Linked DNA regions of Homo sapiens: region 2 is linked to region 1. A link is an interaction called in ENCODE POLR2A ChIA-PET data of the cell type or tissue named here. Cell type or tissue: PC-9. All regions are shown on one strand. Links, peaks and the distances in the headings refer to the core of each region. The heading gives the core; the rest is flanking DNA.

Region 1 (4,979 bases), core at 397-4,396:
TAATCCAAGTGTTAAAACCGTGCCCTGGGGAAAAACACTATTAATTCTGAATCATCTCTTTTGTTGCATTAAAAAAAAATAGAAGAGAAAAACTTCACATGACCCACTCAAGGTGTGCAGGCAGCTGTGTTTGTCAGGAAGGCAGAAGGAGTTGGCTTTGCTTTAGGGGAGGAGACGAGGTCCCACAACACCCTCTGAAGGGTATATAAGGAGCCCCAGCGTGCAGCCTGGCCTGGTACCTCCTGCCAGCATCTCTTGGGTTTGCTGAGAACTCACGGGCTCCAGCTACCTGGCCATGACCACCACATTTCTGCAAACTTCTTCCTCCACCTTTGGGGGTGGCTCAACCCGAGGGGGTTCCCTCCTGGCTGGGGGAGGTGGCTTTGGTGGGGGGAGTCTCTCTGGGGGAGGTGGAAGCCGAAGTATCTCAGCTTCTTCTGCTAGGTTTGTCTCTTCAGGGTCAGGAGGAGGATATGGGGGTGGCATGAGGGTCTGTGGCTTTGGTGGAGGGGCTGGTAGTGTTTTCGGTGGAGGCTTTGGAGGGGGCGTTGGTGGGGGTTTTGGTGGTGGCTTTGGTGGTGGCGATGGTGGTCTCCTCTCTGGCAATGAGAAAATTACCATGCAGAACCTCAATGACCGCCTGGCCTCCTACCTGGACAAGGTACGTGCCCTGGAGGAGGCCAATGCTGACCTGGAGGTGAAGATCCATGACTGGTACCAGAAGCAGACCCCAACCAGCCCAGAATGCGACTACAGCCAATACTTCAAGACCATTGAAGAGCTCCGGGACAAGGTGAGTCCTCGGATGTCAAAGAGAGGGGAGCAGGTGGCTGGTACCCTGTACACAGCTCTAATGTCAGTGTTACTGCTGACTCAAGGAAATCCTTTCCTGCCCAGGCAATGACTGTCTGGTATGTAATCTCAGCAAATTTGGAATGCACCTGCTGTCCAGGTGCAGAGGCCAGTGCACATCTTCTCAACTTGGTGGTGCTGGGGGAGGGAGAGAGGGGTCTTGGGAATCTGGTTAGGACCAACAGGGGCACAGGTGGGGGCAATTATAAAGAGCCAGAGGCAGTAGCTCACACCTGTAATCCCAGTGCTTTGGGGGGCCAAGGTGATAGGATTGCTCGTGTCCAGGATTTAGAGGCTGCAGTGAGCTATGACTGTGCCACTGCACTCCGGCCTAGGTGACAGAGTGGAACCTGTATCTAATTAAATAAAAATAATTAAAAAAAAAGAGCAACTCGCCCTCCCTACCTCATGCACCCTGCAGGCTTCTGCATAAAGTATTCCTTTACCTCTTTTGCAAGAATGGGATTGGAGTGTGGCCTCATGAGTTCCAGATGCTAGAACCTCTTGTCTTTTCCTATAAAGAGGTCTTTTGTGCCAAAAGTACTGTTGGGTCTTAGGAGACCTGGGAACTCATTACACATTCTGCCACCCACTCACTCACCATTTTACTCCCTAAGACTGGGTTCCTCATTCGTAAAATGCCTTCTTAACTGCCCTCCAGGTTGCTACTGGCTGGAATGTTCTGTAGATCCATGGCTGTGTCCAAGGTGTGCAGGAGGCAGTGACCATGAGTTGTCCACAGTGGGGCTGGTGGAGTGTCTCTGAGAGAGCTATTGTCAGAGCTGGCTGCACCCCACTGCCCCACTCTCCTGGGCAACCAATTCCCACAGGCAATACTGCCTCCTTGGTCTTTCGTGCCCTGGAGATAAGGAAGGCAGCTCCTCAGGTGTCTCAAGGAGGCTGGATGGGACAAAACAAGAAATGGACACTGAAAGTGAGGCTGGACTTTGCCCACCCCAGAAGCCGTACAGATTTTTGTTGGTGGTGTCAGAGGGGTGATTGTCAGTGAGGGGTGATTTTCAATGAGGGGCTGGCCTTGGGTGCAGAGCAGAGAGCAGCAGGGGAGAGAGAGGAGTCCTCTAGACACCGACTCTGTCTCCTGCAGATCATGGCCACCACCATCGACAACTCCCGGGTCATCCTGGAGATCGACAATGCCAGGCTGGCTGCGGACGACTTCAGGCTCAAGTGCGCTCCCCCGTCTCTCTCCTCTTCCTGCATTGCCCACTTTACTTGGCCTTCTCCTGGCTCTGACTCAGGCAGCCAAGACCCCTCCCACTTCCTTCTTTGGCCTCCCTCTCCTCAGGTATGAGAATGAGCTGGCCCTGCGCCAGGGCGTTGAGGCTGACATCAACGGCTTGCGCCGAGTCCTGGATGAGCTGACCCTGGCCAGGACTGACCTGGAGATGCAGATCGAGGGCCTGAATGAGGAGCTAGCCTACCTGAAGAAGAACCACGAAGAGGTGAGAGCTGGCCCCCATCACCCCTGAACCCGAGAGAGGTGGGGAACCTCTTCCCAAAACTCACTTAAATTGCCCAGAGGGAAAGACAGTGGCTCCAGGAAGCCCTCCCAGATTTTCACGAGATTAAGTCAGTGGGAGGCAGAGTGGGGCTGTTGGTACTTCCTCATAGTTGGCCTGGGGCTTAGTGGTTCAGAAACACACCTACCCCACAAAACCAGGTGTCCTCATGGAGAGGAAGGGGCAGTGTCTGGTAGCCCAGGCCCACAGCCAGCCCAGGTGGCCCGTATGAATGGTTGACTTCCTGATTGGCTTTGTGAGCTCACATCAGGGCCCTACAGTCTCGGGGTCCTCCCTTGGTAGGACCTAGAGCAGCAGAGAACTCCTTAGAGCTGAGGGGTCCATGTGACCAAACCTCTTCATGTGCAATGGGGAACAGCGGTTGGGGTGTGTTACGGGCAGAGCCAGGATTGGCATGTGTGACGCCAGACTCTCAGGTCTCTCTTCTGCTCTCCGTCTCTAAGTGGGTCCCTCCCATCCTGCAGGAGATGAAGGAGTTCAGCAGCCAGCTGGCCGGCCAGGTCAATGTGGAGATGGACGCAGCACCGGGTGTGGACCTGACCCGTGTGCTGGCAGAGATGAGGGAGCAGTACGAGGCCATGGCGGAGAAGAACCGCCGGGATGTCGAGGCCTGGTTCTTCAGCAAGGTGGGCCTTATATCCTGCCCTGCCCTTCCTGCCCCAGGTCCCTGAGTCTCCGAGGAGGCCCCGGGGCTCACTTCTGTTGTGCATGACCTACAGACTGAGGAGCTGAACAAAGAGGTGGCCTCCAACACAGAAATGATCCAGACCAGCAAGACGGAGATCACAGACCTGAGACGCACGATGCAGGAGCTGGAGATCGAGCTGCAGTCCCAGCTCAGCATGGTACGGCCACTCGCGCCCCATCCCAGCCTCTCGGGTGGTAGAAGCTCCCACTCTTCCTGGCTATTTAAGCCTTGGAGTTCTCAAGCCCCCTCAAGAGGTGGTTCCCTGAACTCCATTCAGTGCCCCCTCCCTGCTTGCCCTCAGTGGCTTCCTTTCTAGCCTGATGTGTCTATGCATCTGTCACTCCCCCAGAAAGCTGGGCTGGAGAACTCACTGGCCGAGACAGAGTGCCGCTATGCCACGCAGCTGCAGCAGATCCAGGGGCTCATTGGTGGCCTGGAGGCCCAGCTGAGTGAGCTCCGATGCGAGATGGAGGCTCAGAACCAGGAGTACAAGATGCTGCTTGACATAAAGACACGGCTGGAGCAGGAGATCGCTACTTACCGCAGCCTGCTCGAGGGCCAGGATGCCAAGTAGGCGCCTGGGCACAGGGGAAGGAGTGATGAGGGCTGCTTGTGGCTAGGGTGCAGGGTCATCCTAAGGGAATGGCAGGGTGTCCCTAAGCAGCCTTGAGGGACTGTGAAAAGAGAACTGAGCAAGGAGGGAGGATCTGGACTCCTCACTCTGGTCCTTGGCTGTTACCTGGGACAGGTCACTTCCTCTCTCTGGATCCGTGTTTCTTCTGTAAATGATAGAGGCTGGGCTAGTGGTAGTTAAGATCTAGTGCTCATTCCATTCTCTGCATGAGATAGATGGGTATTCTTGTAGTTCAGAATCTTGACCAGCTCAGTGGCTCATGCCTGTAATCCCAGCACTTTGGGAGTCCAAGGCGGGTGGATCACTTGAGGTCAGGAGTTCGAGACCAGCATGGCCAATATGGTGAAACCCCGTCTCTACTAAAAATACAAAAATTAGCTGGGCGTGGTGGCGGGTGCCTGTAATCCCAGCTACTCGGGAGGCTGAGGCACAAGAATCACTTGAACCCGGGAGGCGGAGGTTTCAGTGGGCTGAGATCGTGCCACTGCACTCCAGCCTGGGCGACAGAGTGAGATTCCGTCTCAAAAAACAAAACAAAACAAAACAAAATCTGTCTACTTGGGGATAGCAGGCCTGGATGGGCTAGCAGGATGTCCCACCCCTAGAGGAGTCAGATGTGTGGGTGGTGGTGGTGTAGGGTCTGAAGAACACTGCATAGCTATCTACATGAGCTTCCCTTACGGACACTTGAGCTTGTGCCCTTTGCTTAAATCAGCTTCCCTCTTTCTTTCAGGATGGCTGGCATTGCCATCAGGGAAGGTAGGAAGGCTTTACTCTTCTGGTGTGGGGTGGGGAGGGGAGATGTTGAAGCCACCACCCCCTTCGGAATAGGGAGGAAGGAGAAAGAGCCCAAACATCCCATTAGGTGGGAACATTCCCATTCATTAGATGCCTCTTCCCCAGTGGGAACTTCTGTCAGCCCCAGGTGAGATTGCAGCTGGTGATTTATTGAGAAACTTCCAGGTTGAGTAGGCTTCATTCAGGGCATGTCTCTCCCCCAGGCCCCATCTTCATACACTTCCGCTAAGATGCCCACAATTCATCCCCCTTCATGTGCAGCTTGAAAAACCCTGACATTGTTGCTCCCTGCCGGGCATACCTGCCATTGCCACTGCCCATCTCTGTGATGAGGAATTCAACACCAGATCTCTGGCAGCTCTTGAGGGATTGGCCAGTGGCCATTCTCAGGGGTGCTGTCTAGTTTTCCCAGAGCCCCGCCAAGGTCCTGGCCACCGTGGCAGAGCGGGGAGGTTCCCCCACTCTA
Region 2 (4,979 bases), core at 495-4,494, 740 kb before region 1:
AAGTGTTTCAAAATATTTTTGTTATACCTAGGTTTTCACTGTGGTGGTATTTGTTGTTTTAGTAGAATTTGACCTATATTTTATTCTATGGGAAAAAGAAGAAAGTAAACATTGGCTAGCTATCTACCACCCTGTACTGCTATTTGTGTGTGGTCCCATTGTGAATTTTTAACTCCATGCTCTATATTTTTAGTGCTTTGTGAAGATTGAATCTGCAAATCACCTTTGAAAGACAAAGGATTTGATTTGATTGTGGCAATCATGAAAGTTATCCTGTAAATAAAACTGTATGTCCTGGACCAAAGCTGGAATAATGCCACACTGAAATGATCTTAACTGTGGAATCCTTGATTGGACCCGATTTGTTTTGCACATACAATAGCTCCATAAAGATGATAGGCTTTCAGCAGGGATGAACAGATGTTCTGGTTTTATCAGAAATTGCTTTTGCATCACCAAGACTTCACAAAAGCCAGTAATCCCCCTGTTTGATGTTGTGGAGGTGCTTTTAAAACTTCTTCCCAGATACTGGTTTGAACACACAGACTTTGTCATTGACCTGTAAGATTCAATTGTCAGGTGGTATCTGTTTTCTCCCAACAGAAATAAAGAGAAGAAGAATAAAAACAAAAACTAGAAAGTGTAGCAGGGGCACAATTATTTATTTAAACTTTAAAGTATTTAATATTACATACCAGAATCTAAGTTACATAAAGCATGTCTGTTTTGTTCACTGCCACATTCTTAGTACCTAGAACAGAGCCCAACATGTAATAGTTACTCAATAAGTATCTGTTAAATAAGTATAGTAGTCCTGCCTTATCCCAAGGGATGCCTGAAACCTCAGGTAATACTGAACCCTACATATATATATTGTTTTTTCCTATGCATATATAATTATGATAAAGTTCAATTTATAAATTAGGCACAGTAAGAGATTAAGAACAATGATAATAAAATAGAACAAGTATGTAGTCTTTTTTTTTTTTTTTTTTTTTTTTTTTGAGACAGAGTCTCGCTCTGTCACCCAGGCTGGAGTGCAGTGGCGCAATCTCCGTTCACTGCACGCTCTGCTTCCTGGGTTCATGCCATTCTCCTGCCTCAGCCTCCCCAGTAGCTGGGACTACAGGCATCTGCCACCACACCCGGCTAATTTTTTGTATTTTGTTTAGTAGAGACGGGGTTTCACCATGTTAGCCAGGATGGTCTCGATCTCCTAACCTCGTGACCTGCTCGCCTCAGCCTCCCAAAATGCTGGGATTACAGGCGTGAGCCACTGTGCCTGGCCGAATGTAGTCTATCTTAAAATACTGTATCTTACTATGCTGTACTGTGGGTAACAGAAACCATAGAAAACAAAATCTCAGATAAGGAAAGACTATTGTATTCCCCTTTAATCTCAATACAGCAGGTGTATCCAGAGAACTTCAACCCTCAGAAGGACTGAAAGTGTGCCTTTTACTGTGGAAGAAAGAAAAGAGAGGGGGCTGGGTGCAGTGGCTCATGCCTATAATCCCAGTACTATGGGAGGCTGAGCCAGGAGGGTCACTTGAGCCCATGAGTTAGAGACCAGCCTGGGCCACAGAGTGAGACGCTGTCTCAAAAAAAGTTGGGGGGATGGGGGAGAAGAGAGAGGAGACAGCAAATATCTCTTTGTTTCCTTTGGATTTCAGCATTAAAGATAGAAAAAATGTGAGTTTATTAGGCAAAAACTGGTTTTTTAACCCCATTTTAAAGATTGTGGAGTTACGTATATATATCATAAAATTTACCATTTTTAACCTTTTATTTTGAGATGGAGTTTCTCTGTGTCACCCAGGCTGGAGGTTAGCTCATTGCAACCTTCACCTCCTGGATTCAAGCAATTCTCCTGCCTCAGCCTCCTGAGTAGCTGGGATTACAGGTGCACGCCACCATGCCTGGCTAATTTTGGTATTTTTAGTAGAGGTGGGGTTTCACCATGTTAACCAGGGTGGTCTGGAACTCCTGACCTTAGGTGAACCGCCCTCGGCCTCCCAAAGTGCTGGGATTACAGGCGCGAGCCGCTGTGCCCGGCCATTTTCACTGTTTTAAAGTACAGTTCCGTGGCATTAAGCACATTCACATTGTTGTGTGACCGTCAGCACCTGGTCCATCTCCAGAATTTTTTCATCCTAAACTAAAATCCTGTATTCATTAAACAGTAATGAGAATAAAACTCTCCATTTGCCCCTCCCCGCAGGCTCTGACAACCGCCATTCATTCTTTCTGTCTCTATGAGTTTGACTACTCCAGGCATCTTATATCAGTGGAATCATACACTATCTGCCCCTTTGTGTTTATTCCTTTTTTTGCAACATAATTCTTTTGGTTGGAGACTTCACAGTTTTTCTTTCCTTTGATTGTTTAGTTTTTGCTTTGTACCTAGACCTGGCCAGTGATGCATGTGCAATGAGTATGCAAAGACAAGTTAATTCAGCAGCTTGTTGCATACCACTAGGGAGTTATTAAAGCTTTCAAAATGTGATTCCTCATCTGTATGCCTGTGGCTTATCTACTCCAAGTCTTGCTGATAAACCTGCACTGAGAGTAATAGCAAAGATTAGTCTTTCTCCATGTTTCATAAAACAAATTGTTCTCATTCTTACAGCCTGATTATGAACTGGAAAATTACAGGTACATTGTTGTAATTGTTTATACAGACAATGAGACATACTCTCCACAGGGGACCTCAGCTGCAGGGGAGGTTCTGATTGCGTGTCATTAAGAAACGACAGTTAAGAAACTTTTTTTTTTTTAGACGGAGTCTCGCTCCATTGCCAGGCTGGAGTGCAGTGGCACGATCTCGGCTCCCTGCAACCTCTGCCTCCTGGGTTCAAGTGGTTCTCCTGCCTCAGCCTCCCAAGTAGCTGGGACTACAGGCGCATGCCACCACACCCAGCTAATTTTTGTATTTTTTGTAGAGACAGGGTTTCACCATGTTGGCCAGGATGGTCTCAATCTCCTGACCTCGTGATCCGCCTGCCTAGGCCTCCCAAAGTGTTGGGATTACAGGCATGAGCCACCGCACCGACCTTCTTTTTTTTTCCATTTTTAAAAATTTTCTATTCTCATTACATCTTCCTTTCTCCCTACTTTTCCTTCCCTTCCCTTCCAGTTTGTCCTTCCCTCTCTCTCTTTCTTCCTTTTTTCTTTCTTTTTCATTCTCATTTTTCTGAGTAGTTGCTGAAGACACAGCCTGACCCTAGGGGTCCAAATATAGATGAAACAATCATAGCTCTCTAGCAGTTCACCTGGAGGGAGAGAGAAAAAGAGAGTAAGAGAACCAAAATGAAGGGGAAATATTCTTAATTTTTTTTTTTTTAAGGACAGAAACTAACTTGTTGAGGAAAAAGAGAAATATACTGGGAGTTCTGACTGATAGGAACAAAGAGAGGACAGCTTCGAAGGATGATTTGAAAAGTAATCTATGGAATTTAGCTTTAAAGCAGGATCTTGGGCTGTAGACTACTTTATTATTATTATTTTTTAAGAGACAGAGTGCAGTGGTGCAGTCATGGCTCACTGTAGCCTCAAACTCCTGGGCTCAAGCCATCCTCCCACCTCAGCCTTCTGAGTAGCTAGGATTACAGGTACATACCAGCACGCCTGGCTAATTTTTTAATTTTTATTTTGTAGAGATGAGGTCTTGCTGTGTTGCCCAGGCTGGTCTTGAACTCCTGGCCTCAAGTGATCCTCCTGCCTCAGCATCCCAAAGTGCTGGGATGTTGTGGACTCCTTTAGAGCCTCTTGAAATAGGGCTAGTAAAGTGATTTTCTACCACTGTATCTGTGCTCATTTACATTGGGCAGATCACTTCTGCTTGACTTCATAGTTTCAACCTATAACATGAGGGGTCAACAGGTAGATTCGGAACCATCAGAGTTTAGGCCGAAGCCCATAGAATATGAAAGTTATTTTTAAAATTTATTTTTACAATGTCTACAAATGCAGTTGTTAAAGTGCCAGAGACAGAAGTATTGACAATGAGAAATTATCCAAAACCAGGCCAGGCGCGGTGACTCACGCCTGTAATCCCAGCACTTTGGGAGGCAAAGGTGGCAAGATGACTTGAGGCCAGGAGTCACAGGCTGCAATGAGTTGTGTTCATGCCACTGCTCTCCAGTCTGGGCCACAGAACAAGACCCTGTCTCTAAAAATAATCATCATCATCCAAAACCAAGACTGGCTCCTATTGGAAAGGTGGAAATGGTTGTGATGGAATTCAGCAACACCAATACCTTGGTATTTCTGACTTTCAGGATGTTAGGAGACTCTTTCAGTCCTTCCTGTTTAAATATGAATGGATATGTATTGCCATTATTGCCCTGCCCCTACATCTCCCAAATTTAGATTGCTAGTATTTATGTAAGTTTACTAGTCACAAATAGATTCTTGCATTTCCCATCTCTTGTCATAGGGCCCTCTTTGAGTTCAATATGCTTTTATTGGCACTTACTTTGGTTTTCTTTACAGCAGCAGCTGCTAATTAGTGACAGCTTTTGAGCAAGCAGCTTGTCATTTTTGGCAGAGATAGGGGACATCCATAGCAAGTCAAGACTATATTTTCATTTGCTAAATTTACTTTGCTACATGGAAATACATCTTGGATAAAAAATAGTCTGTAGTCAAAGGTGGCTGTGTTTACTGAATTATCTTCCTGAGTTGGCATTCTGTCCTGTAGTTGAAGAACTCACAGAGATGAAAAAAAGAAAGAAAGAAAGAAAGAAAGAAAGAAAGGTTCAACGTCTATCAGACTGATGCCATAAGTCCTGAGTCATCCTTCTAACATTAATCTACATTCTGGGTATAGAACCTCATCATCTTGTTTTGGCACAATCATAAATCTTTCTGGATTGTAGTTAGTGGCATACATGGTAACTGAATGAGTGAATTGTTGACAAATGTGCTTTTCGTTTATACTCAGCTTCTTTCTTGAGATATAATTAAAAGAAAGGTTA

What was found. Peaks named below come from ENCODE experiments on the same cell type or tissue, not always from the same donor. Only the 100,000 strongest peaks of a DNase experiment are listed, where the experiment ranks them.
Region 2: POLR2A ChIA-PET joins it to region 1 with 10 read pairs; 1 of 35 experiments calls an interaction of 5 or more read pairs at or near these places.

The regions. Positions count from the first base shown.
Region 1 is chr17:41,514,144-41,519,122 of GRCh38, reverse strand. It overlaps KRT15 (keratin 15), which reads left to right and starts at 233. Exons shown (of 8, transcript NM_002275.4): 1 at 233-793; 2 at 1,958-2,040; 3 at 2,159-2,315; 4 at 2,858-3,019; 5 at 3,113-3,238; 6 at 3,431-3,651; 7 at 4,449-4,474. The coding sequence starts at 296. It overlaps MIR6510 (microRNA 6510), which reads left to right and starts at 1,906; the gene lies at 1,906-1,959. RefSeq lists an enhancer at 1,598-2,482. In PC-9, for the core only: no CTCF peak of the experiment used is centred there; no DNase peak of the experiment used is centred there; H3K4me3 peaks cover 1,153 bases; H3K27ac peaks cover 653 bases.
Region 2 is chr17:42,252,887-42,257,865 of GRCh38, reverse strand. The region is part of intron 1 of STAT5B (signal transducer and activator of transcription 5B); the gene reads left to right. Among named protein-coding and RNA genes, the nearest start is that of STAT5B, 21 kb to the left of the region's middle. In PC-9, for the core only: no CTCF peak of the experiment used is centred there; DNase peaks (open chromatin) are centred at 2,615 and 4,065; H3K27ac peaks cover 3,258 bases.